Regions from separate parts of the Homo sapiens genome. Here regions 1 and 2 are each linked to region 3. Evidence: read pairs that join two places in POLR2A ChIA-PET (ENCODE). Cell type or tissue: GM12878. All regions are shown on one strand. Links, peaks and the distances in the headings refer to the core of each region. The heading gives the core; the rest is flanking DNA.

Evidence for each region. Peaks named below come from ENCODE experiments on the same cell type or tissue, not always from the same donor. Only the 100,000 strongest peaks of a DNase experiment are listed, where the experiment ranks them.
Region 1: POLR2A ChIA-PET joins it to region 3 with 5 read pairs; 8 of 35 experiments call an interaction of 5 or more read pairs at or near these places.
Region 2: POLR2A ChIA-PET joins it to region 3 with 5 read pairs; 11 of 35 experiments call an interaction of 5 or more read pairs at or near these places.

The regions. Positions count from the first base shown.
Region 1 is chr12:12,420,514-12,431,220 of GRCh38, forward strand. The region is part of intron 2 of BORCS5 (BLOC-1 related complex subunit 5); the gene reads left to right. Among named protein-coding and RNA genes, the nearest start is that of BORCS5, 69 kb to the left of the region's middle. In GM12878, for the core only: no CTCF peak of the experiment used is centred there; a DNase peak (open chromatin) is centred at 7,669; H3K27ac peaks cover 690 bases.
Region 2 is chr12:12,431,835-12,442,541 of GRCh38, forward strand. It overlaps BORCS5 (BLOC-1 related complex subunit 5), which reads left to right. Exons shown (of 4, transcript NM_058169.6): 3 at 3,794-3,951. Among named protein-coding and RNA genes, the nearest start is that of BORCS5, 80 kb to the left of the region's middle. RefSeq lists a silencer at 581-875 and enhancers at 7,342-8,541, 7,821-8,115. In GM12878, for the core only: no CTCF peak of the experiment used is centred there; no DNase peak of the experiment used is centred there.
Region 3 is chr12:12,481,830-12,492,536 of GRCh38, forward strand. DUSP16 (dual specificity phosphatase 16) reads right to left here. Exons shown (of 7, transcript NM_030640.3): 5 at 5,199-5,358. Among named protein-coding and RNA genes, the nearest start is that of DUSP16, 76 kb to the right of the region's middle. In GM12878, for the core only: no CTCF peak of the experiment used is centred there; a DNase peak (open chromatin) is centred at 5,032; H3K27ac peaks cover 1,161 bases.

The DNA.
Region 1 (10,707 bases), core at 5,390-10,389, 58 kb before region 3:
TCTTGGCAATGCGGGCTCTTTTTTGGTTCCATATGAACTTTCAAGTAGTTTTTTCCAATTCTGTGAAGAAAGTCATTGGTAGCTTAATGGGGATGGCATTGAATCTATAAATTACTTTGGGCAGTATGGCCATTTTCATGATATTGATTCTTTGTATCCGTGAGCATGGAATATTCTTCCATTTGTTTGTGTCCTCTTTTATCTCGTTATTTCATCGAGCAGTGGTTTATAGCTCTCCTTGAAGAGGTACTTCACATCCCTTGTAAGTTGGATCCCTAGGTATTTTATTCTCTTTGAAGCAATTGTGAATGGGAGTTCACTCATAATTTGGCTGTTTGTCTGTTATTGGTGTATAGGAATGATTGTGATTTTTGCACACTGATTTTGTATCCTGAGACTTTGCTGAAGTTGCTTATCAGCTTAAGGAGATTTGGGGCTGAGATGATGGAGTTTTCTAAATATACAATCATGTCATCTGCAAACAGGGACAATTTGACTTCCTCATTTCCTAATTGAATATCCTTTATTTCTTTTTCTTGCCTGATTGCCCTGGCCAGAACTTCCAACACTGTGTTGAATAGGAGTGGTGAGAGGGAGCATTCTTGTCTTGTGCCGATTTTCAAAGGGAATGCTTCCAGTTTTTGCCCATTCGGTATGATACTGGCTGTGGGTTTGTCATTAATAGCTCTTATTATTTTGAGATACGTTCCATCAATACCCAGTTTATTGAGAGTTTTTAGCATGAAGCGCTGTTGAATTTTGTTGAAGGCCTTTTCTGCATCTATTGAGATAATCATGTGTTTTTTGTGGTCGGTTCTGTTTATGTGATGGATTACGTTTATTGATTTGTGTATGTTGAACCAGCCTTGCATCCCAGGGATGAAGCCGACTTGATCGTGGTAGGTAAGCTTTTTGATGTGCTCCTGGATTCGGTTTGCCAGTATTTTATTGAGGATTTTCGCATCGATGTTCATCAGGGATATTGGTCTAAAATTCTCTTCTTTTTGTTATGTCTCTGCCAGGCTTTGGTATCAGGATGCTGCTGGCCTCATAAAATGAGTTAGGGAGGATTCCCTCTTTTTCTATTGATTGGAATAGTTTCAGAAGGAATGGTACCAGCTCCTCTTTGTACCTCTGGTAGAATTTGGCTGTGAATCCTTCTGGTTCTGGACTTTTTTTGGTTGGTAGGCTATTAATTATTGCCTCAATTTCAGAGCCTATTATTGGTGTATTAAGAGATTCATCTTCTTCCTGGTTTAGTCTTGGGAGGGGGTATGTGTCCAGGAATTTATCCATTTCTTCTAGATTTTCTAGTTTATTTGTGTAGAAGTGTTTATAGTGTTCTCTGATGATAGTTTGTATTTCTGTGGGATCGGTGATGATATTCCCTTTATCATTTGTTATTGTGTCTATTTGATTCTTCTCTCTTTTCTTCTTTGTTAGTCTTGCTAGTGGTTTATCAATTTTGTTGATCTTTTCAAAAAACCAGCTCCTGGACTCATTGATTTTTTTTAAGGGTTTTTATGTCTCTGTCTCTTTCAGTTCTGCTCTGATCTTAGTTATTTCTTGCCTTCTGCTAGCTTTTGAATTTGTTTGTTCTTGCTTCTTTTAATTGTGATATTAGGGTGTCGATTTTAGATCTTTCCTGCTTTCTCTTGTGGGCATTTAGTGCTTATGCTGTTTTCTTTGCACTTATCATGAGGATTATATTTAAGATCCTAACGTGGTAACACAATAATTTGAATTTATACCAGCTTAGCTTTCTTTTCTTTTATTTTTTTTTTTAAGTGAAAACAAGTTTATTAAGAAAGTGAAGGAGGCCGGATGCGGTGGCTCACGCATGTAACTCCAGCACTTTGGAAGGCCCAGGCAGGCAGATCACCTGAGGTCAGGCGTTCAAGACCAGCCTGACCAACATGGTGAAACCCCATCTCTACTAAAAATTCAAAAATTAGCCAGGCGTGGTGGCACATGCCTGTAGTCTCAGCTACTTGGAAGAATCGTTTGAACCCAGGAGGCAGAGGTTGCAGTGAGCCGAGATCGTGGCACTGCACTCCAGCCTGGGTAACAGAGTGAGTCTTCATCTCAAAAGAAAAAAAAAAAGTAAAAGAATAAGGAATGACCTCCAGAGGCAGAGCAGTGACAGCTTAACTTTCATAACATAGAAAAACTCTGCTCCTTTCCAGCTTAGTTTCCATCCCTTTCAGTTGTTAATGTCACAAGATAATATCTTTATACAGGGTGTGTCCAAAATATAAACTAATACTTTTTTAATGCAGTAATCTCTCAAATTATGTAAAAAAACAAAATATGGAGTTATAAACTAAAGTTACAATAACATTAGCTTTTAGACTAATTTTTTTTAATGTATCAGTCTCTTAACGCAGAAAGCCAAAAGTGGAGCTACAAACCATGGTTACAAAAGAGTTACGAACCATGGTTACAAAAACCCCTGTAAATACATGGGCTTTTTTTTTTTTATTTTTTATTTATTTTTTTATTTTTTGAGATGGAGTCTCACTCTGTCACCTAGGCTGGAGTGCAGTGGCGTGATCTCGACTCACTGCAAGCTCCGCCTCCCGGCTTCACGCCATTCTCCTGCCTCAGCCTCCCAAGTAGCTGGGACTAAAGGCGCCCGCCACCACGCCTGGCTAATTTTTTTGTATTTTTAGTAGAGACGGGGTCCCACCGTGTTAGCCAGGATGGTCTCAATCTCCTGACCTCGTGATCCACCCTCCTTGGCATCCCAAAGTGCTGGGATTACAGGCATGAACAGTACATGGGCTTTTATAATTTGCCATATATTTACCTTTACTGAGATCTTTATTTCTTCACTCAACTCTCTAGTGTGCTTTCATTTCAACCTGCAGGACCCCCTTTAGCATTTCTTGCAGGGCAGGTCTAGTATTAAGAAACTCCCTCAGCTTTTTTTTTTTTTTTTTTTTTTTTTTTTCCTGACTGATACGCTTAATTTCTCCCTCATTTTTGAAGGATAGTTTTACTGGATATAAAATTCTTGGTTGACAGGTTTTTTGTTTTTTGTTTTTTTTTCTTTTAGCAGTTTACCACCTTATGGCCCCCTAGGTTTCTGATGAGAAATCTGTTGATAATCTTATTAAGGTTCCCTTTTATGTGATAAGGTGTTTTTCTTTTGCTGCTTTCAAATTTCTCGTTGTCTTTTTGTTTGTTTTTTGAGACAGAGTCTCAGTCTGTCACCCAGGCTAGAGTGCAGTAGTGCAATCTCAGCTCACTGCAACCTCTGCATCCCAGGCTCAGATGATCCTCCTGCCTTAGCCTCCCAAGTAGCTGGGACTACAGGCATCTGCCACCACGCCTGGCTAATTTTTATATTTTTTTGTAGAGATGGGGTTTTGCCATGTTGCCCAGGCTGGTGTCAAACTCCTGACCTCAAGTGATCTGCCCACCTTGGCCTCCCAAAGTGCTGGGATTACAGGCGTGAGCCAGTGTGCCTGGCCCTTTCTAAAGGTTGATTATAATGTGTCCTGGTGTGGGTCTCTGAATCCTGTTTTGAGTTTGTTGAGCTTCTTGGATGTTTGTATTCATCTCTTTCATCAAATTTGGGATGTTTTTGGCCATTGTTTCTTCAGATGTTTTCTCTCCCTTTCTCTTTCTGTTTTCCTTTTGGGACTCCCACAATGCATACGGTTATCCACTTGATGGTGTCTCATCAATCCCTTAGATCAGTTCACTTTTCCTTAATCTTTTTTCTTTCTGTTCCTCAGACTAGATAGTATTCATTGTACTCATTATTCACTCATTCTTTCTTCTGCCTGCTCAAATCTGCCTTTGAATCCCTGCATTGAATTTTTCGTATCAGTTATTTCAGTTCCAGAACTTATTTTTCATTTCTTTTTAGGTTTTCTGTCTCTTTATTGATATTTTCCATTTGTTTATACATTGTTTTCTTGGCTTTCTCCATGTCTCCTTTAGCTCTTTGAGCATCTTTAAGACAGTTGTTTTAAAGTCTTTGTCTAGTGGATTTGCCATTGTCTTTTTTCAGGGACAGTATCTGTTGGTTTATATTTTTCCTTTGAATGAGCCATACTTTTCTGTTTCTTTGTATGACTGGTGATTTTTTTTTTTTTGAAAATTGGACATTTAAATCCAGTAATATGGTAACTGTGGAAACAGATTCTCCCCCTTCTCTGGGTTTACTGTTTTTTGGGTTTATTTTTGGTATTTTGATTGTTACAGGATGTGTCTGTGCCAAGAATCAGCCAGAGGTATACATGTTAGGTCTCCTCAGATCTTTTCTGAGCCTGTGCTCTTCCCTGGGCATGCATAGCAACTTTCTAATTTCCCCTATATATGTGGTTGCTTTTGAATATCCTGGTCTTTAATGTCCGGGTCCCAGAGAGGGAAAAAGAAAAAAGTGAAGGAGGGTGAAAAAAATGCTGCCCCCTTTAATCCTCTGAAAGTCACTTCAGCGTGAGTGGGAAGACCTTGCAGCAGTGTGGTGGAGGTGCAACAACAGTGATTACCGTCTGTGTCTCTGTCTGCACCTTTGTGATCAGAAGCAGCCAACATTGATCAGAGCATAGATTCATATTTAGAGGACAGGGTCCTTTTCTCCCCTGCTGTCTCCCACAAACTGTGTGCAAGCCACTCCAGGAATAAGTGCGTAGCTGCCTGCAGTGGGGATGGGAGCTTTGAGATGGCTGGTGCTATTATGATGACAGCTGAAATAGACTGAAAGTAATTATAATTCATCATCCAGGCCTTCCTCTGGATGTTGCAAGCCTTCAATAGACTCTAGAGCTACAAAATAGTTACATCAGACAGAGTGCACCAGTGCAATTATTTAGTTGGGAAGATAAATTCCTGGTGCTTCCTACCACAGTCTTCCCCAAATTCCCTTTTTAGTTACTTTTTTTAGGAACCCCCATACTGTTTTCCCCAGCAGGTGCACCATTTTACATTGTCACCAGCAATGCACAAGGGTTCCAAGGATATGGAGAACATCCTTGCCAACACTTGTTATTTTCCATTGTTTGGATAATAGCCATCCTAATGATTAAGTGGTATCTCATTGTGTTTTGTATTTCCCTCATGATTAGTGATGTCGAGCATCCTTCATATGCTTATTGGCTGTTTGTATATCTCCTTTGGAGAAATGCCTATTTAAATCCTTTGCCCAATTGTGTGGTTTGTTGTTTTATCTTTTTAAATTTAGCTCCTTTTCATATTTGCCTTCCTTATAAATAACTCCTGCTTCTTCTGGTAATCTGCTTGAGGAATGAGATCATTTCTTTGCTATTTCCTACAGTGCTAGTACATAGTAGTGTGTGCCTGGTAAACACTTATAGTGGTAGGATAGGCCAGTCATACAGCCAGCTTTTGAAAGCCTGCTTAATTGACTACTACAGTTGGTGACTGGGGACTTTGAGACAGTGAGGAAATTAACACGAATTGTGTGCCTCCTCTTTGCTAGGTGCTGTGGTAGGCATAACTTTATATAGTTCCCATAATACTCCTTTAATATGTCACACTTACAGATGAAGGATTTGAATTAAGGGAAGTTAAATTTAGACTCCCTCAACATCACACAGGTTTTAAATGGCAATCCTTGGATTCCAATTCCGGGTCTACCTGACTCCAAACTTTTTCATTATACCATGTGGTCTCCCTTCCCTAGTCTGGTAAGTTCAAACAGAGAGCAAGCCTGCGAACCTGGAAATTGTTTAGGGCAGATGAGCAGTTGAACATTTACTTAATAGGAGACAGAGAATCGTGCTATATTGCCGAGGCTGGCTTTGAACTTCTAGGCTTAAGCAGTCCTCTCACCTCTGCATACCAAGTAGTTGGTAACTACAGCCTATTCCATTTTACTTAATTATTCAAGAGGAAAAGGTAGAGATTGTGAAATGCTAATTTTATAGCAGTGAACAGGATTCCTCGAAGACACTGAGGTGTGTCGTTTGTGGATACTGATGACCTTTGGAAATACTGTGTCTACTTTTGGGTGTGACATCCTCTGTTCTTGTTTCTTTGGTACCATAAATTAGGGCCACTGGCCATGGCCAAATGGGTGCCTAACACAGAAGGATGAAGTGCTTTTCATTGCTTACCACAAATTCCCTTGAACCCTTTACTTCTCTGAGACTTAAGAAATGCAAGAATAAAGGGAACAGAGTTTTATCAAAATCCTATTGTGTGCTAGGCAAACCCTAGAAGGGACATGATTATTATCTTGCTTTTACATATGAGAAAATTGAGGCTCAAAGATGTAAGATAAATTGTCCAGATTCACACAGCTAATAAATAAGGGAGCTGAATTCAGCTTTTTCCATGCTGCCTCCATTAAAAAGTTCCTCTGTCTTGCCCTCTGGTGGGTTTCGGAGGTCCTGGGAGAAATGTTTGTATCCTCACCAAACATTGTGGTGGGTGGCATCTTACATGGGGCTTGTTCTGCACTTGCAGTTTCTTCTGCCACATGGTTTAACCAGAGCAATGATGACTGCCGTTGCCCCCTCGAGGTTAGCACTCCTCTGAGGTCACAGGGTGGGGATAAATGTTCTGAAGGAATCAGCCTTAGAAAGCACACTTTTTCTAAGTATCCCGAAGGAATCAATCACTAACGCACATCACAAAATTCTCTCCAAGTTGGGAAGATGGTTTTAGACTTTCTCTTTCTTTTCTTTTTTTTTTTTTTTTTTTTTTTTTGAGGTGGGAGTCTCGCACTCTCGTCCAGGCTGGAGTTTGGTGGCACAATCTCGGCTCACTGCAAGCTCCACCTTCCAGGTTCACGCCTTTCTTCTGCCTCAGCCTCCCAAGTAGCTGGGACTACAGGCACCCGCCACCACGCCCAGCTAATTTTTTGTATTTTTACTAGAGATGGGGTTTCACCGTGTTAGCCAGGATGGTCTCGATATCCTGACCTTGTGATGGGCCCGCCTCGGCCTCCCAAAGTGCTGGGATTACAGGCGTGAGCCACCGCGCCCGGCCAGACTTTCCCTTTCTTTAAGAAGAGAAGGGAGTGCCTTTGAGAACTAGAGTTTAAGTAAAGGATACATATAGCTTAAGTGCTTTTATCTTTGAAATATACTATGACCAATAGACTCGAAAATTTCTTATTGTTTTTGGGGGTATCATAGTCAATTTGGGCTCCTATAACAGAATACCATAAACCGGGTGGCTTAAACAGCAAGCATTTATCTCTGATAGTTCTGGTGGCTGGGAAATCCAAGGTCAAGGTGCCGGCAGATTTGCCTCTGCCGAGGACCTGCTCCCTGGTTTGCAGATGGCTATCTTCTTGCTGTGGCCTCACATGGCTGGGAACAGAAAGAGTGAGGGGAGGCTCTCACATCTCTTCTTCTAGTGACACTAGTCCCATTCATGAAGCCTCTATACTCATGATCTACTCACCCACTAAGGTCCCCACCTCCTAATACCATTACACTGGGGATTAGGATTTCAACATAGGAAATTTGGGGAAACACAAACATTCAGTCCATACGGGGGAATTTTCTTTTTTCAGAATCTGTTGTTTAATTATACCTTCACAGTAACTTTTGTCAAAGTTATATTTAATTTCTACTTCCTGGATTCTGTAGCAGTAAATGGAGCTCGTTATGTGTCCCAATATTTGTAATACTGATTTCTAGTCCTAGAAGTATCTAAGCCTCTCAGAGTTAAGGAATTCGGTTTGGTAATAGGCTAAGCTAATAGCCATATGGCTCTGCACTGTGCTATAGAGAAACTGTGGGTTTCCCCCCACCTGACATCTCAGAATGAAAAAGATCACTCTGCAGAATATTTCCCACACTTCTAACCCTGATGATTTTTCCACTCAACATTTTACACAAAGAGGTAGGTACAGATGGTAGTTTGCTGGATCTCTGGAATATTCAGTCTTGGTCTTCACTCACTCCCTGGAGCCTACTCCTCATTTTTGTATAAGCAAAGTGGTTTAAACAGGGTCTTAGGAAATATCTCCAGTATTTACCATTTGCAAACCTAACCCTTAATATATGGAATCTGTTAGATCAGGTTTTTAACTCAGTAAACATCTTTGGGTGCATCCCCGTATTAAACTAAAGAAGAAGTAGAAAACTGAAGGCAATGGCCCTGTTGCTTAACTGTAAGGAACATGTAATTTAGAAACTTCTTCTCTTTAACATGGAAAACTAACCATAAGTATGTGGATCAACGTTCTTCTTTATGGAGTATTAGGAGTGAAGTGTCATGATGTTATGGTGTTTTTAACGGCTCAGCAAAAGAAAAAAAATTATATAGTGAGATGAAGTAGATATGACAAAATATTAGTTGTTGAATCTAGGTGGTGGGTATTTGGGTATACATTTTTCCCCTACTTTTCTACATTTAAAAATTTTCATAATAAAGGGTAAAGCAGAAAAATCCTAAGTGTAAAAAACATTTATAAAACTATACAAAAAATAATTTCAAGGTTCATTCTCTATTAATGGTATTGGAGTTGGTAGGAAATAATTAAAATAGGAGTATAAATCCAGAAGCCCGCAGAGGCCAGGCAGGTAATGTGGGTGAGTGGAGCTGCCGGGCATTGGACAGGAGGGAGATGGTGGGGACTGAGCAAACAGGCAAGTGCACAACTCATTGAAAGCATTCCAAAAATTTAAAAAATCTTAATGCTCATTCAGAATGAAACACTTCAGAGGACTGGAAGTTTGTGGTCTCCTAAAAATGACAAAATTTACCGTCTCTAAATTTGCCCAGCTTTCTGTCCTTCTCCCTCTTTTCAGAAGATCCAGGAGAGGCGTAGCTATCAATACGAGAGGGAGATGGTTTCCTGGCACAAGAGGGTGATGGGAAAACATTGTGTTCAATGCCTCTAGAATTTGCCTGGGTTGCCACAACTTTGTTGCTTCAGGAATGGAAAATGTGGCCCATCTTCTTATTTTCTCTGTCCTGTCTTGCTCCTGCTATGACCCGGGGCAGGATTTGCGGTGGGTTTATGGAGATTCCTATGAGTCAAGGAAGCACATTCTGAGGATAGAGTCATGCACCTGGGTTTTGTTTTTAGATGGTTAGAGGGAGGCTGCAATTGTGATTTATAAGAATGACTTAAAGTGTAATTCCTTTGATTTTGAAGTTGGCTAGGCAACTTAATTTGAACATCCTAGTGTGCCTATTAGACCTGGCAACCTTCTCAAAATCCCCCTCCTACTTCCCTCGTTTCCCTCACCCTCCACCTTTTTCTCAAGAGGTAGAAGTGAGAGTTTTGTTTTGTGAGCTAAGGTTGGGTTCTGGGCCCTCTGCTTCAGCCACCTGGCAGCTTGGGCTGGCCCTGTAGCCTTCCTCCACTTCATTCTGCGATTCAGGCTCCCAATAGTCTTCTGAAGCACCGGAGAGCTTCCTCATGCACCTTAGAAGAGCAGATTCAGACTGAGACAAGGACTCGCTCTTAGGCATATATGCAGCCTACAGAGATCCTGGGAAGCCTTTTTCCTCCTAATATCTTCCTAGACTTATGCTTTCCTTGGAATTCCAGCAATAGAACTGCATACTCGTACCCTAATCAAGAACCTTTTATGTACTAGGTGCTCTACTAGACATGAGATAAAAAGATAAGCAAAACGTGGTCCCTGTCTTCAACCAGCTCACCATTTGTTATACCACTTTAATCACCTTAGAGAAAATTTTTTTTTTTTTTTTTGAGACAGAGTCTTGCTCTGTCACCCAGGCTGGAGTGCAGTGGCAAGATCTCGGCTCACTGCAAGCTCTGCCTCCTGGGTTCACGCCATTCTCCTGCCTCAGCCTCCCGAGTAGCTGGGACTACAGGCGCCTGCCACCACGCCTGGCTAATTTTTTTATATTTTTAGTAGAGACGGGGTTTCACCATGTTAGCCAGGGTGGTCTCGATCTCCTGACCTCGTGATTCGCCTGCCTTGGCCTCCCAAAGTGCTGGGATTACAGGCGTGAGCCACTGTGCCTGGCCGATAAAATGTTTTAAGATGTGTTCGGCCATATGAACTTTGGTGAGAATTAAAGATGAGGTTTTTACTTATGGAGTAGGGGGCACTTGGGATGGGTGAAGAAGGGAGAACTGCCCTGAAGTTCTTACTCATAGATGAGGAAAAACCTCAGCTTTTTGTTAAAATGAGTTTATTTATTTAAAAAATATTTAAGGGGGAAATGCATTCATTTGGTTAAAAAAAGTTCTGTTAAAAGTATACTATGAAATTCCCCCTCTTTACCCCTTGCCTCCATCTAATTCTTATATATCATTTCAGAGTTTATTTATGTAAATATAAGTAAATCTGAACATATACTCTTGTTTACTTGCACCCCAACCCCCATTTTTATGCAATGATAGCACACTCTATGCATCTATATACCTTTTAAAAATTTTATCTTATGGAGGTTTTTTTCCATGTAAGTACATAGAGAGCGCCCTCATTCTTTTCTTTGTTCATGTAATACTATTTATAGATATACCCTGATTTAATTAACAGGCCCTCTATTCAGGGACATTGTGGTGTTTGCTGACCTTTGCTGTTACAGTCACTGCTGCAATGAATACTCTTGTATATACATCATTTAGCTTGTGTGCTACTGTGTGTGTAAATTCCTAGTGGTGAAGCTGTTGCATCAGAGGCTATGCATTTGTAATTTTGTTATCCATGCCAAATTGCCCTCCTCCATAGGGTGTTAACAACTTACACACTAAGCAGCAAAACCTCTTTCCTCACAGCTCCACCTACAAAG
Region 2 (10,707 bases), core at 563-5,562, 52 kb before region 3:
AGGTGCATGCCACCACACCCACCTACTTTTTGTATTTTTAGTAGAGATGGGGTTTCACCGTGTTAGCCAGGCTGGTCTTGAACTCCTGACCTCAGGTGATCTGCCCGCCTCAGCCTCCCAAAGTGCTGGAATTATAGGCATGAGCCACTGTGCCCAGCCTTATTTGCAATTTCTAGGCACTCTTTATATATTAGGAAGTTTACCCTATGTGATATGAGTTATCACAATAGGAGGAAAAAGGCTTCCTGGGGTCTCTGCAGGTTTTTTATTTTCCTCAGATTTTGGGTATTCTTTTTGTATTTTAAATTTTAACTTGTGTTTGTTGTCATGAGGAGTCTTGGTTTTTGTATTGTTGAATTTATCAGTGTTTCCTTTATGGCTTTTGCATTATCCTGGTCCACTGTTAATGGCACAAAATCGTTCATTCCTTTTTCCATGGTGCCTCCTTCCTCTTTTCCTCTTTCAATTTCGGATTGACAGCAAAATGCTTTTGGTATCTTCTCCCAAGTTTGCGTTCCTGGAAATGTATTTCTTGTCAGTGATAGGGTAGCCCTTGATAGTTTTGTTAGGAGATTTTAGTGGTCTGTAGCATTCCCATTTTCTTGGTACAGGCACTCTGGGAAACTGACAGTTTCTTATAAAACTAAACATGCAATTACCATATGACCCAGCAATTGCATTCTTGGGCATTTATCCCAGAGAAATGAAAACTTATGTTTACACAAAAACCTGTACATGACTGCTCACAGCAGACTTGTTTGTAATAGCCCCAAACTGGAAACAGTCCAAATGTCCTCCAATGGGTGAATGGTTTAACAAACTCTGATACATATATACCATGGAATACTACTCAGAAATAAAAAAAGAATTAACCATTGATATATCAACAACATAGACACATCTCTAAAGTTTTATGTTGGGCAACTAAAAAGATTCAATCCTAAAAGCTTACATCATGTATTATTTCATTTATATAACACTTTTGAAAGGACAAAATTTTAGAAATGTTGAATGGATTAATGGTTGCCAGTGTTTTAAAGATGGAAAGGGGGATGAGAGAAAGAGTGGGGTAGGTATAGTTACAAAAGCAGCACAAGAACTCTTTGTGGTGATGGAACTTTTCAGCATCTGACCATGGTGATGAATACATGAACTTGTGTATAGGAAAAAAAACTAAATACAGACACAAATCAGTGCAAATAAAATGAGGAAATCTGGGCTGGGCACAGTGGCTCATGCCTGTAATCCCAGCACTTTGGAAGGCTGAGGCAGCTGGATCACCTTAGGTCAAGAGTTTGAGATCAGCCTGGCCAACATGGTGAAACCCTGTCTCTACTAAAAAATGCAAAAATTAGGCAGGAATGGTGGCACATGCCTGTAATCCCAGCTACTCAGGGGCCTTGTTCAATTGCTTGAACAAGGTTTCAGTGAGCTGAGGAGATCATTCCACTGTGCTCCAGCCTGGAAGACAGAGCGAGACTGTGTCTCAAAAAAAAAAAAAAAAAAAAAAAAAAGGAAATCTGCCCGGGTGCAGCGGCATACTCCTGTAGTCCCAGCTACTTGGGAAGCCAAGGTGGGAGGATCTCTTGAGCTTAGGAGTTTGAGGCCAGCCTCAGCAACAGAGGGAGATACCATCTCTAAACCAAAAAAGGGAGGGATGGGTAGGATCTGAATAAGGTCAGATTATATCTATGTCAATATCCTGGTTGTGATATTGTACCATAGTTTTACAAGATGTTTCCATTGAGGGAAATTGGGTAAAGGGGACACGGGATCCTATACATAGGATCTCAATAAAAATTTCAATTAAAAAATTCCCAATTTCTGCTAATACTGGATTCACCAAAACATACTGCCTGGAAGCAGGTTCAGGTCAAGTAACTGGTGCTCTCCTGTGTTAGGACTTGTAGTGCAGCAGCTGAGCAGTGGAATGTGGAGGAGCCTAGCAGTGCCTCGGGTTCCAGCCCTGTATGCTGCTCTGTCTCAGAAGATCTGAGAGCATCGACCAGCATTTCCCAGGATTCTCTGGGACAACCTAGCTGGGTAGCCCTTCATACAGCCTGTCTGGAGGGAGAGAATACTGGCTTCAGCTCTAATATATCAGAACAGTGTGGTGTGGATGTTGGTGGTTGGGGACAGTGAGGGGTGGACATTGGTGGTTGGGGTCGGTGAGGAAGGGTTCCCAAGATGAGCTTTGGCCAGGTGAGGTGGCTTACACTGAGGCGGGAGGATCGCTTGAGCCCAGAAGTTCGAGACCAACCTGGGCAGCAAAACCCTGTCTCTACTAAAAATACAAAAACTAGCTGGCTGTGGTAACAAGTGCCTGTGGCCTCAGCTACTCTGGAGGCTGAGGTAGGAAGATTGCTTGGGTCCAGGAGGTCGAGGTTGCAGTGAGCTAAGATCACGCCACTGCACTCCAGATGGGCAACAGAGCAAGACTCTGTCTCAAAAAAAAAAAAAAAAAAAAAAAGCTTTGCTGTGCCCTGCACGTGACCTACTGTCATATGTATTCTGTGTTCCTTGTGCTGTAGCATTGGCTCTGCTGTGAGACAGAATGGTCTGGCATGTGGTAGGGCGATCACTGGGATCCCCAAGACCCTGCTAGGGAATCTCTGAGGTCAAAACTATGTTTGTAATAATACTTAGACATTATTTGCAAAACATGCTCATTCTCTTACAGAAGTGTCCAGTGGAGTTTTCCAGAGGCTAAATGATGTGAAATAGCAACAGATTAAATGCAGAAGCAGCTATGATATTCCAGCTGTTTTCTATTAAGGCAGACATTAAAAAGACATTAATAAAAATAAACCAGTGGCATCATTTCACTTTTTTGGTTTGGAAGAATATTTTCCTTAAAATGTTATTTTTGTTAATGTATAAAGGGGTTATCATTATATTTAAATGATTTAATATTTAAGAATGTTCTCAGTTTTAATTTTTATAGGTGAATATCAAAAGATAAAACTCACATAAAAGCTCTTTGGGGTCCTTGGTAATTTTTGAGAGTGTAGAGGTTCTGATAATTGAGAACTGTTGATTTGGCAGAAAGCAATAGGCTTAATTTCTAGACTGGGCTTTGCTTTGTGAATGTGGGCATCATTTGGCCTCTTCAATTGATTTCTTCTCCTGCAAATGCTATTAATTGCCCTGCTACATACCTATAAAAATATAATCCCCTATGCAAATACAGGGGAGATTAATGGTTACCTGGCTAAGCTGGTGTTGAAAGAAAATGTAAAGAATGAGTTTCTGGCCTGTTAGCTGACAGTCTGTTTACTTGTTAAATGTCTCCATTTTAGCATCTCCTAGCAGTTTCTGTATACATTTGATTTCTTTTTCTCAGTTTTTCAGACAACCATTTTAATTATTTTTAAAAATTATATTCCCACATTTTCAATTAATAAGGGATTTATATTCCTAGTACCTTGAAGTGATGTGATAAGGTCAGGAGCTCTGTTCTTGGAGAAACCACTTACTAGCTATGTGACGTTTGGAAAGTTACTTAACTTCTCTGTGTCTTGGCTTCCTCCTGTGTAAATGGAGCTAATAATACCTCACTTTCCAGGGCAGCTGTGAATACGAAAAATCGTGCACAAGAAGCACTTAGCAAAAGTGCTTGGCACATAACAGATGCCCCATAAATAATAATTGCAACGATTGTCATTAACATATAACAAAAGATGCAAGATTAAATTGAAGTCTTACCCTGTCTTCAGTGAACTTGTTAAACTACTTTATTCACAAGTTTATTAGCAGTAATTTTAATTTCATTTCATTTTTTTCTCCTTTGAAGGGCTATTGAGTGGCCAGACTTCCCCAACAAATGCCAAATTGGAGAAACTGGACTCTCAGCAGGTGTTGCAGCTCTGCCTCCGATATCAAGATCACCTGCATCAGTGTGCAGAGGCCGTTGCTTTTGACCAGAATGCTTTGGTTAAACGAATCAAAGAGGTAATGTGCTGCGGGAAAATAACATTGCTGACTGGTTGTTGTGATTCTCTGCAACTCTGGATGCCATCTTAAGACTTGACATTTGTCACTATTGCTTTGAGGAGATTGCTTTTTCCCAGCAGTAAAATGTGATGATGAAAAAAGTGGTCCACAGAGCTGGGCTAATTTAGAGTTTGAATTCTGATCACCACTGATTTGCTTGGCCAAGTTGCTTAACTTCTCTGTCTCAGTTTCCTCATGTGAAAAATGGGGCTAATAGTAGTAACTTACCCCAAGGGTTGAGTGACAGATTGCTTAGTAAGTGTTAGCTATTATTAGTGCATGTAAAGTCCTGCCATACTAATTTGCTCTAGCCACCATTCTGTCTTTGAATTGACTTTAATTGTTTCCTGTGTATAATTTATATTTTGTTTCCCAGTAGATTAAAATTTCTTTCAAAGCAGGAGCTTTGATACGAAAAGCTCCAGTGATTCTTAATGGTTTTATGGAAACAATTACGCCTATTTAACCCGCAAAGTTTTTAAAGGAAAGAAGCAATGTAATTCATGTGAAAGTACTTAGTAAACTGAAGCACATGATGCAAATGTTGTGTAATTATCAATCTCAGTAAATAGGTACTTCCTTTAAGCACTTAAATGTATCATTGACCAGCTGCTGCACAGCACAGTTCTAGGGGCATAAAGGAATAAGTAAGTACATTTTCCAAAGTTTCCAGTCAAGAAAAACTTTATATTCCTGATACCTTGATGTACTGTAATATCAAGGAAATGTTAGGAGCTGTTTACTGGAGAAACCACTTCTGTGAATGGCACTCCCAGATTTGTTTAACAAAGTGGCCCTTTAACTCTGGTGAGAGAAGATGGACATGGAGAAACAAGTGATGGAGCAAGAATCACTGCAGATTAACAATTTGTATTTAGCAATGGAGGTAGTGTATCCTTGAGATTACAAAGCAGTCATTAGTTATATTGACAGATTTAAATTTGCCAACACCTCCAACATTTTAGTGCTTAGCTTTCATAAAATGTTGCATGCATATACTCTTCTCTCATGGGTTAAATACTATTATTTGGAAAACTATTAAACATGACCTTTGATATTGCTTTTCATTGATGTGGCTTTGCAAATATTATAAACTTATTTTACTATATTATGGTCTACCAAGCTTTACTTTCCAAACATGACTATTCATTGGCATCATGTGAGTTTTTTGTTTGTTTTAATACTGAGTTCTCCCCTCCTCCCAGTAAGTCTAGGTGTGGTCTGTGAATCATTATTTTAATAAGATGTTATGGTTTGGCTGTGTCCCTACCCAAATCTCCTCTTGAATTGTAGCTTCCATAATTCCCACATGTCATGGGAGGGACCCAGTGGGAGGTAATTGAGTCATGGGGGCAGGTCTTTCCCATGCTGTTCGCATGATAGTGAATAAGTCTCATGAGACCTGATAGTTTTGTAAAGGGGAGTTCCCCTACACAAGCTCTCTTGCCTGCCGCCATGTAAGATGTGACTTTGCTCCTCATTCACTTTTAGCTGTGATTGTGATGCCTCCCCAGCCATGTGGAACTGTGAGTCAACTAAACCTCTTTCCTTTATAAATTACCCAGTCTTGGATATGTCTTTATTAGCAATGTGAGAACAGACTAATACATAAGTTTACCAAATGATACAATGCCACCCTCTATTACCCAGGATTTGGGAACCAGTGGTCTTAAGCACTATTTCTAAAATAAGTTCTACAAAACTAGTCCCATATAAAGAGGTCAAACGATTTGCATATTCCCTCACCACCCCTTGGAAAGTCACAAAGCGTATTATCTCACTTAAAGTTCTTAGGAGTCTCACAATAAAGAAAGCCAGACTTTTGAAACTTAGTTGACCTCAGAACACTTATCTTAGGTAACATTTATTAATGTCCCATAAAGTAGTGATTTTAGAACATTCTTTGGGAAATGCTATTGTAGACATAAGACTTTACCTTTTTAATTTTTTTAGAAACAGAGTCTTATGCTGTCACCGAGGCTGGAGTTTAGTGATAACATTCATAGCTCGTTGCAACCTCTAACTGCTGGGCAGAAGCGATTCTCCAACCTCAGCTTCCTGAGTAGCTTAGGACTACAGGTGTATGCCATCACGCCTGGCTATGTTGCCTAGGATGTTTTCAAACTCCTCAGCTCAAGCGATCCTCCCGCCTCTGCCTCCCAAAGCACTGGGATTACAGGTGTGAGCCACTGCCCCTAGCCAGACTCTACCATTTTTTACAGTTGTGCTAGAAGTTAATTAACTATGACATTAACTCTCAGAGAGGAGATCTTAGAATTATAATAAATTGGCTTTTTGATGCTTATTCTTTTTAAAAAGTCCTTTAAGTTCAAGACCAGCCTGGCCAACATGGTGAAACTCCATCTCTACTAAAAATACAAAAATTAGCCAGGTGTGATGGTGCATGCCTGTAGTCCCAGCTCCTCGGGAGGCTGAGGCACAAGAATCGCTTGAACCTGGGAGGTGGAGGTTACAGTGAGCCCAGATCATGTCACTGCACTCCAACCAGGGCGACAGAGCCAGATTTCATCTCAAAAAAAAAAAAAAAAAAAACGAAAAACAACAACAAAAACCTCTAATCCATATCTGTTGTTTTGCAGTTTAGTAAAGTGTGGTACGGAGAGATTAACTGACTAGCTCTATATCAGAGAGCTGGGGAAAGTGTTTTGTAGCTGGAAGTACCAGACAGAGCTTCTCATTATAGCACATTTTCAAGACTTCAGAGCAGTGTTTGTCAGCCCTGGTTACATGTTAAAATTACTCGGAAGTTTTTTCCTCCAATATATATGATGGGAAATTTTACACATATACTGAAGAAGACAGGGTAAAAGAAGGCGGAGTAACACAGTGAACCTTAATGTACTCATTACCAGCCACTACAATCATCAGCTTGCAAATACTCCTGTTTTATCCATATCCCCACTCCCTGCCACCCTCAACTGTATATTTTATAGTAAATCCCCAGACATTATTTCATTCATAAATATTTAAGTATATATCTTTAAAAGTGAAGGATTCTTTTAAAAAATAACTTTTAAATTTGAATTAATTTTAGACTTGGAGGAAAGTCACAGAAATAATTTGAGAGTACCTATATACCCTGCCCCATGCAGCTTCCCCTAAAGTTAACACTTTACATAACCTTCGTACAATGATCAAAACCAGGAAATTAGCTTGGTACAATACTAGCAATTAAATGGAGGCCTTATTTTGAATTTTACCAGTAATTCCACGAATGAATGACTGAGTCGTTTTGAAAGATGTAGTTATAATGCTGTTATACCTAAAATATTTAACAATGATACCTTAATTCATTCAGCATAGCTGAGGTGCTGTTAAGAAAATTCTGATGTCTGGGTCTCACTCCGAACCGATTAGATCAAAATCTTTGAAGGGTGATAGGGTTAGGGCGGTGGGATGTTGGGTATTGGTATTTATGAAGGTGCTCTAGGTGATTCTAGTATGTAACCAGGGGAGAACCAGTGTTTTGGAGCATTCATTTAAAAATAAACTGACTTTGGCGGGCGACATGGCTCATGCCTGTAATCCCAGCACTTTCGGAGGCCAAGGCAGGTGGATTGTTTGAGCCCAGGAGTTCAAGACCAGCCTGGGCAACATGGTGAAACCCCATCTCTACAAAAAAGACCAAGAAAAAAAACAAACAGGCATGGTGGTGCGTGCCTGTAGTCCCAGCTACTTGGGAGGTGAGAAGATGGTTTGAGCTCAGGAGGCAGAGGTTGCGGTGAGCCGAGATCTCCACTCCAGTCTGGGCTACAGAGCAAGACCCTGTCTCAAAAAATAAAATAAACAGTTTAAAATTCTGTTTGAAGAACTTTGGGATTCACTTTGAATAGTCAGTAATTACCCAGGATTATTGCAAAACAGAGACCAGCACTCACAGTACTGAGCAATACCTCAGCAGCGTGCTCGGGCAGAGGAGGTGAGTGCAGTTTTGGGGCTTTCATTGGTGGCGTAATGTGTCCGTCTTATCTCTGTTGGTGAGTGTTAGCAAACTCCTGAATCATATCCGTCCGTCTATGTTCACCTCAGACCTAAGGGTTGAAATTAGTCACTTCCAAATGAGTAAAGCAGAGGATGTCATTTTGATCAAACACCAACTCTCTGATATTATTCCAGATGTTTCCTGGAAATTTGGTTGGAAAGATGAGGAAGTAACATAATGCTATGTGTTGACAAGTGAGGGAACTTAATAACCATGGAGAATATGTGTTAGTGGAAGTATATAACCGGGATCAACTAGAGGTCCCTAAGATTACAGTACCTGTGATCACTTAAGTCTGGATCAAAGGGAAACATGGCTATAACTATTTCTGATTCAGATAAAGGAAAATCAGAGAGTTAGCTCAGCTTTCCTTATGTTAAATTTGGATGATGCTCTTGAATGAAAAGCTTATGTTTATAGATTTGTGTATGTGAGGGAGAAGAACGGAGGTAATTTACTTTGCAATCAGGGAGTCTAGTGACATACCTTAACTACTAGTTTCTTTAATGGCGATAGGCTGACCCCTCAGCCAGCACTGTTGAGCAGCTATTGCAGACCCACCTAGTGGGGAGGTCCTTTGGGGGTTCCAGAGACATGTAACATGGTCCTTGCTCTTTGAGAGTTTAGCCTCGCTGAGGGAATGAAGATATACAGAACAGAAATATGAAAAAGGCACTGTTGAAGGGGAATGCTCATTTGTTATTTATAACTAAAGTTCTGTAAGAGTTAAAGATTGGGATATCCTGGAGCAGACGGGGTTTAAGCTAGGTCTTTGAAAAAAAAAAAAAAACCAGGATTTGGGAAATGAGAGGAAGAGGGGGGCATTGCTGCAGGGGAACAGCTTGACAGTCTTAGAAGAAAATTAACTTTGGGGCTTCAGGGACACTGAAGAAACTGGCCTGAGTTTCAGTGAGCTTGCTCAGAGAAATCTCTGCATTAAGAACCACAGAATGTTGGAATTGGAAGGACCTTAGAGACCCTCTGGTCCAGTGCTCTCATTATTCAGATGCAGAAATTAAAGGCTTTTACAGAAAGTAAGCACTTCGCCCAGGTCACACAGTGAGGTAGTGGCCAAAATTAAGTTAAAAGTGGATGAAGATCAAAGGGGATTTTTTGTTATGCAGGTGGTGCACTTGAACATGTTTACAGGATGAGGGGGAAGAGGCAGATGAGACAAGATCAAAGATGAAGGAGAAAGGGGGATTCTTAGAGCAAGATCCCTGAGGAGGCAAGAGTTGGAGCCTTGTGGGACATCTGTTCTGAGAGAACAGGGAGGACGCAGGCAAGTTTATGACAGGAGGGTCCCTGGCACAGATCGGTCACACCCAGCAGCTTGTATCCTCTGTGGAGAAGAGGGAGGTCATTTGTTGAGTGGTCATGGTGACTGGGTACAGTAATGAGTGCCATTAGGCATTGAGGGCTCAGCTGAGGCAGGGCAACTTGTATTTGCTCTTTGTATTTGCAGACAATTTGGCAGAATGGTTCTGAGCGTAAACTCCAGAGCCACACTGCCAAGGTTCAATCCTGGCTCCATCTCTGACTACCTGTGTGACCTCAGGCAAGTCCCTTAATTCTTCTGAGCCTCAGTTTCCTTTTCTGTTCAGTGAGAACAGAATGACATCCACCTCAGGTTTTCGTGAGGGTTCAATGAGTTATTCTTGGTACAGTTCTAGGGACCACGCCTGCCATGTAGTAGACACTGTAGTGTTAGCTCTTTGTTATTGCTTTAAATATAAATGATGACTAAGGAGAAAGGCCTATCCTAATTGCCATGAATTGGCCCATTTGAAATTACTTGATACCAGCAGCTGTCTAAATATTGCCCCATTTTAAGTTCTGCTCTTAACAACCCAAGTATAAGCACTAAATAGAGGCAAGGCAAAAAAAAAATTTTTTTTTTTTTAAGCCCACTGTGGTTTCCTTCAAACCCTGCAGGATTTCTTTCATGCCATGAATATGTAGTTTTTGGAATTTCTGTAGTGAATTTAACTGTTTATTCTGCTTTGTGGATAGCATACTCGTGCCTGGGGAACATGGGTCTTGAGAAATGTGAAGCTGGATGGTGGCAAACCATTAGTCCTTGGCTTCTAGGCTGTGGATACATGGCTGCCTCTGATTTGGGGGATTTCCTGTATATTGCCTCATTTCTAGTTAAGGATTCAAGTTGACAGACACTTAGTTTTAGGTTACATCTATCATTGAAATGTGGGGTAACTGAAAAGCCAACCAGAAAGGAGTGTGCTTCCTCCCCAGGTGTGGTTTCCCTGGGGGCGAGGGATGAGGCTGGTGGCAAATACGCAGCCCCAGGAAGATGCAGCACAGACTTTTGGAGCTTCTCTTGTCACTTCCCTGGGTCTTACTTCTGCCTCATTCTAGTTGCTGTCAGTGGGTAAATGTGTTCATAGATTAGAACAAGTTGCAGCACAGACTTTTGGAGCTTCTCTTGTCACTGCCCTGGGTCTTATTTCTGCCTCATTCTAGTTGCTGTCAGTGGGTAAATGTGTCATAGATTAGAACGCCTTTGTAACTAAGATAAAGCCACAAGCTTTATTTTGTTACAGTTCCTGTGTGCTTGCTTGAAGGCCTTGAGAGTACATTCATGATATGATTCTAGTAACTCCTGTTTTAATTCTTAGATGTGTTGATAAGCATAGTGTATTGACATAAACCAGTATGAAGCATGGAGGGGGTTCAGATGAACTGGTAAGAAA
Region 3 (10,707 bases), core at 2,119-7,118:
CAGCTATCATTTACCCCACGTTACTCTCAGTGTTTCCTTCCCTTTCTGCCCTACTGCTAAGAAGCTCAAAGCTAAGGTTTCTACTCAATTTCAATAAGAAGTAGCAATTCAGACTTTTTGTCAGTTACTGTACATTTCCTAGCCCCTATTACTTGATTATTGCTCCTTTATACCATTATAATGTGTATGTGTGAGAATATGTGTATCTTTTGGTTCTAACCTATTATTGAAAACTGCTTCAAATCCTTACTGGAAGGAGTCTGGGTTTTTGTTTTTTAATGTTGACAATACTCTCTCATTAATTTTAATAATTATCTATCTCAAAACCTAGATTATAAGGACCTAGAAGGATCTTGCTTGCTTCTAACAATCCCCCAAAAGACTTAACGCTAGGCACATGGTAGGCATCCAGCTGATACTGGCTGATACATATTTTCAAAAGAGATTTTAATAAAAAAAGAAGAAGGCTGGAAGGAAATAAAACAATGACAGTAACATGCGTTACGATGTTGAGGTTATAGGTTTCCTTTTCTCTGTTTTTCAAATTTTCTGCAATGTGCTTACAACTGTTTTTATAACCACAACTCTTTTGATGACGTCTTTTAAAAATGAAAAAAACAAGTGACTATACTGGAGTTGAGGTTCACCAGCATGCATCTTGGGAGACATGAGCCCTAAACTGTGTCTTCAAGCAAAGGAATTAATTTAACACACACAACTGGCAGAGAGGAGAAGGGAAATGTGTGCGAGAAAGCCCTGCAGTGGGACTGAGCAAAGTGCTCATTCGAAAACAGCCTGCCTTGGAGAAGAAACCAGAGAGAAGGTTTGAGAAGGTTTCAAAGGTGGGAAGCAGGTGTTTGAGGGTGGTGGGAATGTTAGGCTAAGGGCTACATTTGTTTTTTCAGACAGGGTCTCACTCTGTTCATCCAGGCTGGAGTGCCATAGTGCAAACATAGCTCACTGTAACTGTGAGCTCCTAGGCTCAAGCGATCCTCCTGCCTCAGCCTCCCAGCTAGGACTACAGGTGCACACCACCATGCCTGGCTAATTTTTGAAAATTTTTTGTAGAGACAGGATCTTGCTATGTTGACTAGGCTGGTGTCAAACTCCTGGCCTCAAGCAATCCTCCCGCCTCCGCTTCCCAAAGTGCTGTGATTGATTACACACGCTGCACCTGGCCAAGGCTACCTTTTTAACGCAGAAAACTAAGAAGCCTCTTCAGGTTTCTGAATAAAGAACGAGAAGGCAATGATGATGAAAACTGGAAACAAGCAGGTGGCCATTACCGCAATTAAGGCTAAAATCTAGGTTAAGAAAGGGGAGAGAGAACTGCAAATGAAAAGGGCAAAGATGCAGTGAGGATGAGAAGTTACAAAAGCTAAAAAGAAGGAAGTAATACTAAGAGGTGTTACAGAGTCCAGCTCAAAGGACAGAAAAAAGGAGGAACTTCAGATAACAATTTTTAAAATACTTATTAACAGCCAATTATGAGTCAGGTACTTTACAAGGTGTTCAATGGACATTATCTATTTTACTTATTTTTATTTTATCTTTTTGGTTTACTTTTTTTCTTTTTTTTTCATTTTACATTATCTATTTTAATCCTCACAATATCCCTGTAAGGTAGGTATATTACCTTCAGTTTCCAGATCAAGAAACTGAAGTGCACAGAAGTTTGAAGTAACTTACTCAAACCACTTCACTAATAACCAGGGTAGGCAGGACTCAAATACAGACAGTTTGCCTCCAAAATACATGGTCCTAATCACCTCCCTATGTTGTGTCCATGCAGTCACGAGTTTGGCATGAGGAGAGCTGGAGGAAGAGCCCAGGAGACAGTGAAGAGGAAGCAAGAGGCTGTATATGTAGCCAGCTGGGTTTGGGGGCACCTCATGAGTATCCCATAGCACAAACGGGCAAACTCTGTTACTGGCACATTAACTAAAAGACAAAACTCCACATAAACCTGAGTCCTTCCAACCAACCCGGAGACTTACCCAAATCTAATCTAAATAACAACAACAAAAAAGAAAAAATCACTATGAGCCTGTAAGTCATTAAGGGGGTACATCTTCAAATGACATGCTATCACTAACCATGGCTTAAAACCCCACAGATCCCTAAAACTTAAAGTATAATAATAAATAAAAATAAAAAAATTTAAAAATTAAAAAAAAATTTTACATTTATCTTTAAGAATTTGTGTTTGAGAATAATTAGCTCTTGCCATTCTACTACTCTGTATGTATGTGGGTTATCATTCTTGTGTCTTTCTTCTGCTTGAGTAAATAAAAAGCAAGAACAACAACAAAAAACCCCACAGAGGAGAAGACTTAGCAATTGTAGTGAATATGGGCTGAATTCAAAAAGTGGCCTGGAGATTTTGCCTTGAATTACTTGGGTGGGATAAGGATGATGGCTCTAATAGAACCAAGCAAATGAAATACTGATAAGTATTTGCAGATATTACAAATAAATTATAATATGTATTTTGTGTGTATGTGTTTAACCAAGTTGCAAAGTAGTTAAAGTTCTTTTGTATGAATGAAAGTGGCAGGATGACCCCAATATCTTCCATGAAAGGAAAAAATAAGTTGGGAGCAAAGTTATTCATATTCTCTATTCTCTTCTCTTTTCTACTAAACTTTGTCTCCTAAAGCCCACACATTGTCATGACTTAAGAAAATCATGTTCTCTTCTAGGTAGATTTTGATATCTGATTTTTAGCTGAAATTAGAGCCAATGTCTCTGGAAGTGACGTGCAATGGGAACATTAACCGTAATTTATTTTTTTTATTTTTATTTTTTTTGAGACAAAGTCTCACTCTGTTGCCAAGGCTGGAGTGCAATGGCGTGGTCTCGGCTCACTGCAACCTCCACATCCCAGGTTCAAGAGATTCTCCTGCCTCAGCCTCCCAAGTAGCTGGGATTACAGGTGCCCGCCACCATGCCCGACTAATTTTTATATTTTTAGTAGAGACGTGTTGGCCAGGCTATCGCAAACTCCAGCAACCTCAGGTGATCCCCCCATCTCGGCCTCCCAAAGTGCTGGGATTACAGGCGTAAGCCACCATGCCCAGCCAATTGTTATTTTTTAAAGAGACAAAAACAATGATTTGCTGAATGTTTTTTAGAAGTACAATGGGAGGGTGTGTGTTAACTTGTGGGGGTTTGTTTGTGATTTTTTTTTTTTTTTTTGAGATAGAGTTTCACTCTGTTACCCAGGCTGGAGTGCAGTGGCGCGATCTTGGCTCACTGCAACCTCCGCCTCCTGGATTCAAGCAATTCTCCTGCCTCAGCTTCCCAAGTAGCTGGGACTACAGGCATGTGCCACTACGCCCAGCTAATTTTTGTATTTTTAGTAGAGGTGGGGTTTCACTATATGTTGGCCAGGCTGGTCTCGAACTCCTGACCTCAGGTGATCTGCCAGCCTCGGCCTCCCAAAGTGCTGGGATTACAGGCGTGAGCTACCTGGCCATTTGTTTGTGATTACTTTAATATGAACTAAGTCATTTATCTTCAGATGTTTCACAGAATGAATCCTAATTGAAGATGAAACCCTCAGCAACCTGGAAATCTTGAAAAAAAGGCAAGTGTTTTGGAATTACTTAAAGTTCCAAAAGCATTAAATAGAATATTCCCCTCACAGGTGAAAATTATAATATGGGGCTTAATATACATAATTCCACTTTTTGTTTTTGAGACAGGGTCTGGCTCTACTGCCCAGGCTGGAGTTCAGTGGCACAATCTCAGCTCACTGCAACCTCCGCCTCCTGGCTCAAGCAATCCTCCCACCTCAGCCTCCCGAGTAGGCGGGACCACAGGTGCACTGGTAGAGACAAGGTTTTGCTATGTTGCCCAAGCTGGTCTCGAACTCCTGGGTTCAAGTGATTGCTTGCCTCGGCTTGTTAAAGTGCTGGGATTAAGGCATAAGCCCCTGTGCCTGGCCAATTCCACTTTTTTTTTTTTTTTTTTTTTTTTGGAGACAGAGTCTCACTCTGCTGCCTAGGCTGGAGTGCAATGGTGCAATCTTGGCTCACTGCAAGCTCTGCCTCCCGGGTTCATGCCATTCTCCTGCCTCAGCCTCCCGAGCAGCTGGGACTACAGGTTCCTGTCACCTCGCCCAGCTAATTTTTTGTATTTTTAGTAGAGATGGGTTTTCACTGTGTTAGCCAGGATGGTCTCAATCTCCTGACCTCATGATCCACCCGCCTAGGCCTCCCAAAGTGCTGGGATTACAGGCGTGACCCACCGCGCCTGGCCAATTCCACTTTTTTGAAAGAACTAGTTCTTTTATTTTTAATTATGGTAATGGTAACCAATTCAGAGTAATTATGGATTAGGGTGCTCCAACTTATGTAACTGGGGGAAAAAAAATTCCTTACATGGAACATCAAGAGTCACTGTGGTATGTTGCTCAGGAGCTAGCAGTGTTTCTCCTCTGCTCAGCCACTGTCCACTAAAGCCACATTCCAAATACACATCACCAAGTTACCACCCAGCAGATCTGATCCTGTGGCACCAAAATGCCTCAGCAGTAAGTACCCAGGGGCCAGAGAAGCTCCAGAATTGAACAAGCCCAGGAAGCACAACAAAGTATGGCACAGATGAGATCCCGTCAAGACCATTGCCAGGAAAATAACCAAATGAGAGTGTGTGTGTGTGTGTGTGTGTGTGTGTGTGTGTGTGAAAATTCTGTTAGATCAAACACTACCTGAAATTATTGGCATGTGGACCCCGGCTCAGAAACACTGACATAAAGACTTAAATGTAATGGGATTTGTTTTCAAAAGATTTGACTTTTCTCTGTAAAAAACACAGCAACAAGGCAACAGGGAATATTACCAAAGTTTCCCAAAGGCTTGTATAGGATTTGAAAAAGTTGGGGGAAGAATTTAACCCTAAAAGCTTAACTGATTTTCAAACACCTGCAAATACATAATTACAGATCCTGTGAAGCTTAACCTTGGTGGTGTTAAATGTTAGCTAGAATGTCACAAGGCCAGTCCTTAGGGACAGTGTGACACACACGTCACCTTGACCACCAGATGAGTAAGCTGCACCACGTGCTGTTTTCAGACTTTTGAAATCTCTGAAATAGGCTCCTTTTCTCTAAAGAAAAAATGGGGGGCTGAGGGGGTTCACCTACACATGAGACGATCACCCACAGGACCTGCAATATTATTTGAGCTACTTACCAATGAAATCTACTGATTTGTCCAACCACGGCAAAATTTTCTCACAAAAGCTGTCATTCACAGGCACACGCAGGAAATGAGACTCGGGGATAAAGTCAGGCTTTGGACAGGTATTGCTGGCATTTAACACATAACCAATCCCATTCTGCTGCATCAGCTCCTATGGAGAGAAAGAGTAGCAGTTAAAGTGACTAATAATATAGTAAACATGATCATTCTGAAAGAGTGAAGTTTAATGTGATGATAAAAATGCCCAGTTTCCTTGAAATATAATTCATTCAGATCAGTGAAGTCCAAAAACCTAGCAAAATGACATCTAGAGACAAGTTTAAAGAAAAAAAAAAATTTAAGGACAACAAACGCTATTTAAAATAGTATGCTTGAAGCCCACACATCATTCATATAGTCAAGTCTCTATTATCTTCATTACTAGAGAGAGAAGTGGAACAAAGAATACAAAAGAAAACAACAGTTTATATGATTTTAGAATATATGGACACACAACATTTTCTTCCCACACGGAACACGCTGGTTCTCTAAGATACAATTCTAGTCATTCTTCTCACTCTAAATACTCTCTTTGAAGGCTGCACTTACTTCTGTAGTCTTAATTACCAGTTCTACATGCTGATGGCGTGTGTGTGTGTGTCCTCTTAAATTTCCAACCCGTATCTCCAACTACCTACTGACTATCAGGATGTTCCACAGGCCCTTCACATTCAAAATGTCAGAAACTAAACATATTCTCTTTTTCCCTTTTCTGCCCCCAACTCCTGCCTCCTCTCTGTAATCCCCAAATTGGTTTAGGGTAATAACATCGACCCAGCCAACTAAGCTCGAGAATAAAATGGGGCTCCTTTCTCTTCCCCATGACCCTCATCCAAATGGCTGCCAAATCCTTTTGGAATAACCTCTTCCATTGATCCTCTCTCCTCTCTATACCCATTCACTGCTCAGTAGCCAAGATAACCAAAAAAGCCACCAGGAGCTCTTGAAGTTTGCAGTGGTTTTCTCTCCAAACCATGTTCTGAACAACTAGAGGAATCTTTGTTATGATTAACCCCAAGCTGGGTGCTTTATCCACATTCTTTTCATTTCCTTGAGTCTCATTTCCTGCTCCTGTCCCATATAGCACCCCCAACGTCAAATGTATACCCACCCTCTGTTCACACGATTCCTGTGCTTAGAAGGCCCTGTCCTTCTTCCAGAAGACACTCTTCCCACTTTTCCTACTTTAACCTCATCTGTGAACTCTTTCCCACTCATGCATAATTAACCATTCAGTTCTCTGTCCTTCCAAAGTACTTTGTTCACACCATTAATTAAGCACCTACCATAGTGTGTTACCATTAACAGATAATTCTCATCTCCCCTGTTATGTAATGAAGTAATGAGTAAGATCTTGGACCGCGTCTTGTTTTTGCACCTTCAGCCCAGCTATAGAATTGCACTCAAAACAATCTGTTCAACTGACATCCATCCACCATTTAGCAGGCAAGCCCACACAAACCCGCTTCATTTAGTCATCCCCCTGCTGCCTCTCAGGAGACGTTCCAAGCCTGGAATAATTATCTTAGTCTAAGCAATCTTGGTCATTTCTTCCTTCTCTTGGAATACTACCTTTTCTACAAATCTTTTCCAACTACCTGAAAGAAAATGGGCAATTTTCTTCCTATATTACCCTTCTGAAACATGCCAGTTCCCTAATCTCTTCATTTACTACATTTGGCACAATAAATATACTTTATTTTACATAAAAGGTGAACAGCAGCCGGGCGCAGTGACTCATGCCTGTAATCCCAGCACTTTGGGATGGCCGAGGCAGGAGGATCACCTGAGGTCGGGAGTTTGAAACCAGCCTGACCAACATGGAGAAACCCCAACTCTACTAAAACTACAAAATTATCCAGGTGTGGTGGCACATGTCTGTAATCCCAGCTACTCGGGAAAGTTGAGGCAGAAGAATCGCTTGAACTCAGGAGGCAGAGGTTGTGGTGAGCTGAGATCGCGCCATTGCACTCCAGCCTGGGCAACAAGAGCAAAACTCCATCTCAAACAAACACACAAACAAAAAAGTGGACAGCATAAATCCAGATTGTGTATGCAACCATCTCTTATCTCTGAGATGACAATGTCAATAAACAGCTTTTGGAACTAGGTGGATTTCTTAGATTGGCCAACACCCTTCAGCTATGCCAGAGCCCAAGTCTTCTGATGGTCTCATGCTTCTGTTAGGTTAACAATCAGGCTACGTAGATCTTAATGGTATTTACTACAACCTTTAAACTTTTGTACATGTAGCAAAGGTTACATTTGTTTTTCTATGTGTGAACCCAAGGTGAGTTTATCTAGTACTATCTGATCAACAACAGGGTGCAGAAACTGATTCAGGATCACTCATGTAAGAACAGAAGTGGGTCACTGGAGTTAAATCAGCCTTTGAGGACTTTCTCACCAATAGTCCTTTCCACCAACGGTACTACATTTTTCTCCTTTCCACCAATGGTACTACAGATATGTTAAATTAAAAGTAAAGGAATTAGTAATATCCCTATCCACTCAATTCAATAATGAAGAAATTACAGAAGTTTCTGAGAAATGAGGTGACTCTAATAGTGTTACACACTGTACACAATCAAAAGACAACAGGAAATTCTAAGAGAAAACATGTTGCAAGTCAATAAGGACTGTCAAAATTGATTTTCCATAGAAAAAATACGATGTACACTTCTGACAAGTAAACTTAATAGCCTACATTTTAAAGAAATGACAACCTATATTAAGTCAAAAAATATTTATTGAGCACCTTTGTTAGAGACCTTTTAATTAGACAATGACACACGGTACTGATTAAGAAAATCATATCTAACATTTAATGAATGCCTACAATGTGCCAGGTACTGTATTAAGCATTTAAATGGACTGTCTCATTTAATTCTCACAACCACCCTTTGATGTGGGTTCAATTATTGACCTCCTGGGGTCAAGTGATCCACCTGCCTCAGACTCCTGAGTAGCTGGAACTACAGGCATGTGCCACTGCTCCCCTCAAATTTTTAAACATTTTTTTTGTAGAGACAGGGTCTCGCTGTATTGTCCAGGCTGCTCTCAAACTTATGGCCTCAAGCGATCCTCCTACCTTGGCCTCCCAAAGTGCTTGGATTATAGGCATGAGCTACTGTATGCAGCTAGTAAAATATTTTAAACGCAAAATGGACTGAGAAAAAATTAAATAATTTCAATGGCTTTATTTATAAAATTTTTAGCTTAAAAGGTCTATTGATTAAATCTACTATCCAGATGCTACCTGAAAATTTTTTTGGAATAGTAAGATGGGACTTGATAAATAAAACAAGTACAATTTGTAAAAACAAACAAACCAAAAACAAAAAAAAACCCTTAAATACTTAATATAATTTGGCTACTAAATTAAATATCATAAATAAGTGCCTTCTTATCTGGATTGGTAGTCAGTGGAAAAAGTCAGTTAAGGGGGAAATCATTAAAAATGATATATACATACTCGAAACATCATTTTAACTTAAAACAAATAAACATGCATGAATACACTGATTTCTGATGCAGGACCACAGCTTCTTGTTTTCTAGGTTAGCTGACTGGAGTTCGTAAGCAAATCACACCTAAGTGCATCTACCACTTCTACTTTTCATTTTTTAAAGAAGAGCAGGAACTTGTAAAACACTATCAGTGCCAAAGCCTTCTAGATTAAAACTGTCCCCCAAATACTTTACAGCTCCCTTATTCCCACCTAATTTGACAAACATATATATGGCAATCTGTCTTTCCTGAATCTTTCCAAAACACCTGACTTAGGTCACAGAAAAGCATCCCTCTTCCTTCACATTTCATTGGTGTATGTCCTATTTTAATTAACATACATAATTATAATAACAAGTCCAGTGGCCTAAAGTTCGAGAACAAACACAACTGATTCTTGGTAAGTATACTATTCAAATGGTGGAGGCAGACGTGCTACAGCAAAGAGCCCACTCATGCAGCAGGCATTCACCTTCCAAAGATGTGGGGAAAAGATGTCGTGAAATCTCTGGAGTCAGTTAAGAAAGTTTCTAAAGTTTCATGTAACTGTTGTTAGTTTGCTCTCTTGATTTTTTTAATTTTTTTTTTTTTTTACAAACTTCAATACAAATGGCTGGGAGGGGATCTTAATTTTTGTTGGTGTTTTTAAGACACAGGGTCCCACCATGTTGTCCAGGCTAACCTCAAACTCCTGGATTCGAGTGATCCTCCCGTCTCAGCCTCCCGAGTAGCTGGGATTACAGGCGTGTGCCACCATACCTGACTCATCTTATTGTTTGTAATGGTGAAACTGAGATGGAACTATAATTATGAAGAATGAGTCTGATTCTTTTGTGGAATAAGGATTGCTTTTATTTATAGATACGTATCAATGACTTCTTACTAAATTATAAAAAGATATTTATATAATTCATTCAGTTTAGTTTCAGCATGCTGTATAAAACATACACAACTGAATATTTACTCTGCCCTATAATTAAACATCATAATCTTTAAGCTTCTAGAGAGCAGTCACCATATGCTGTTAAATATTTAGCTCAACTTTGTGCTAAGTCTGCAAATACACACTTTCTACTGATTAGATAATCCTTCTTCACTGGCCTTCAAAGATCCTTCCAACACCTTGGCCTCACAGTTCTTTGAACTCCTCATCTTGGCCTCTCACTCTCATGAGATCTAGCCTGGTCTCTGTCATTACCAATTACCACAAACCCTCCATAATCTTGATTTCATGCACCCTTCCACTTTCCAGCTCACTCAAGATCTCTTATACTACACTACACCCAGAATCTGTAAACCCCTGCAGGAGGACCTACAGTCTGATGATCTACTAATTTTCTCTGTCCTTCATCCCCATGATGTCTGTCTGCCTTCCTTGCCCAATGTAAATTCTATAATCAGTTATTACAATCACTCCTTTCCTTTTACCCCAACTTCCTCTGCCCTCATCAATTGTTCGTACTCACTTGGCAAGATTACAACCCTAGTTAAGTCTAATTCTCCACCTAGTCAGCACTGCCCATGCCACTGAACATGGCCAGAGAAAAACACTCCACAATGCTACCTGATCTAACTTTCAATTCATACTCCTCAGCAATCTCTGTATTTCCCCAGTCCATTCACTTTTTCTCTTTCCCATATGCCATTCTGTTTCCCTTTTTCTTCAAACTCCCTATATGTCCCCACTCATCTTCACTCACAGCTGAAGAATGACCTTGCTTCCTACTACAATGGAAAAACTGAAACAGTCAGAGGCAAATTTTGATAGACTTCCATCACCACATTTACCCATCTCTCAGCAAATGCGCCCAGATATAATGCCTTCCCACCTGCTGTTTTGGGCGAACTGTCCATACTCGTAAGGCCAATCCCTCCGCTTGCTAAATAAATCCATCCCCTCTTGCTCAAGAACATAGCTTTGTGATTCTCCTTTCTCCTACATCAATTTTCC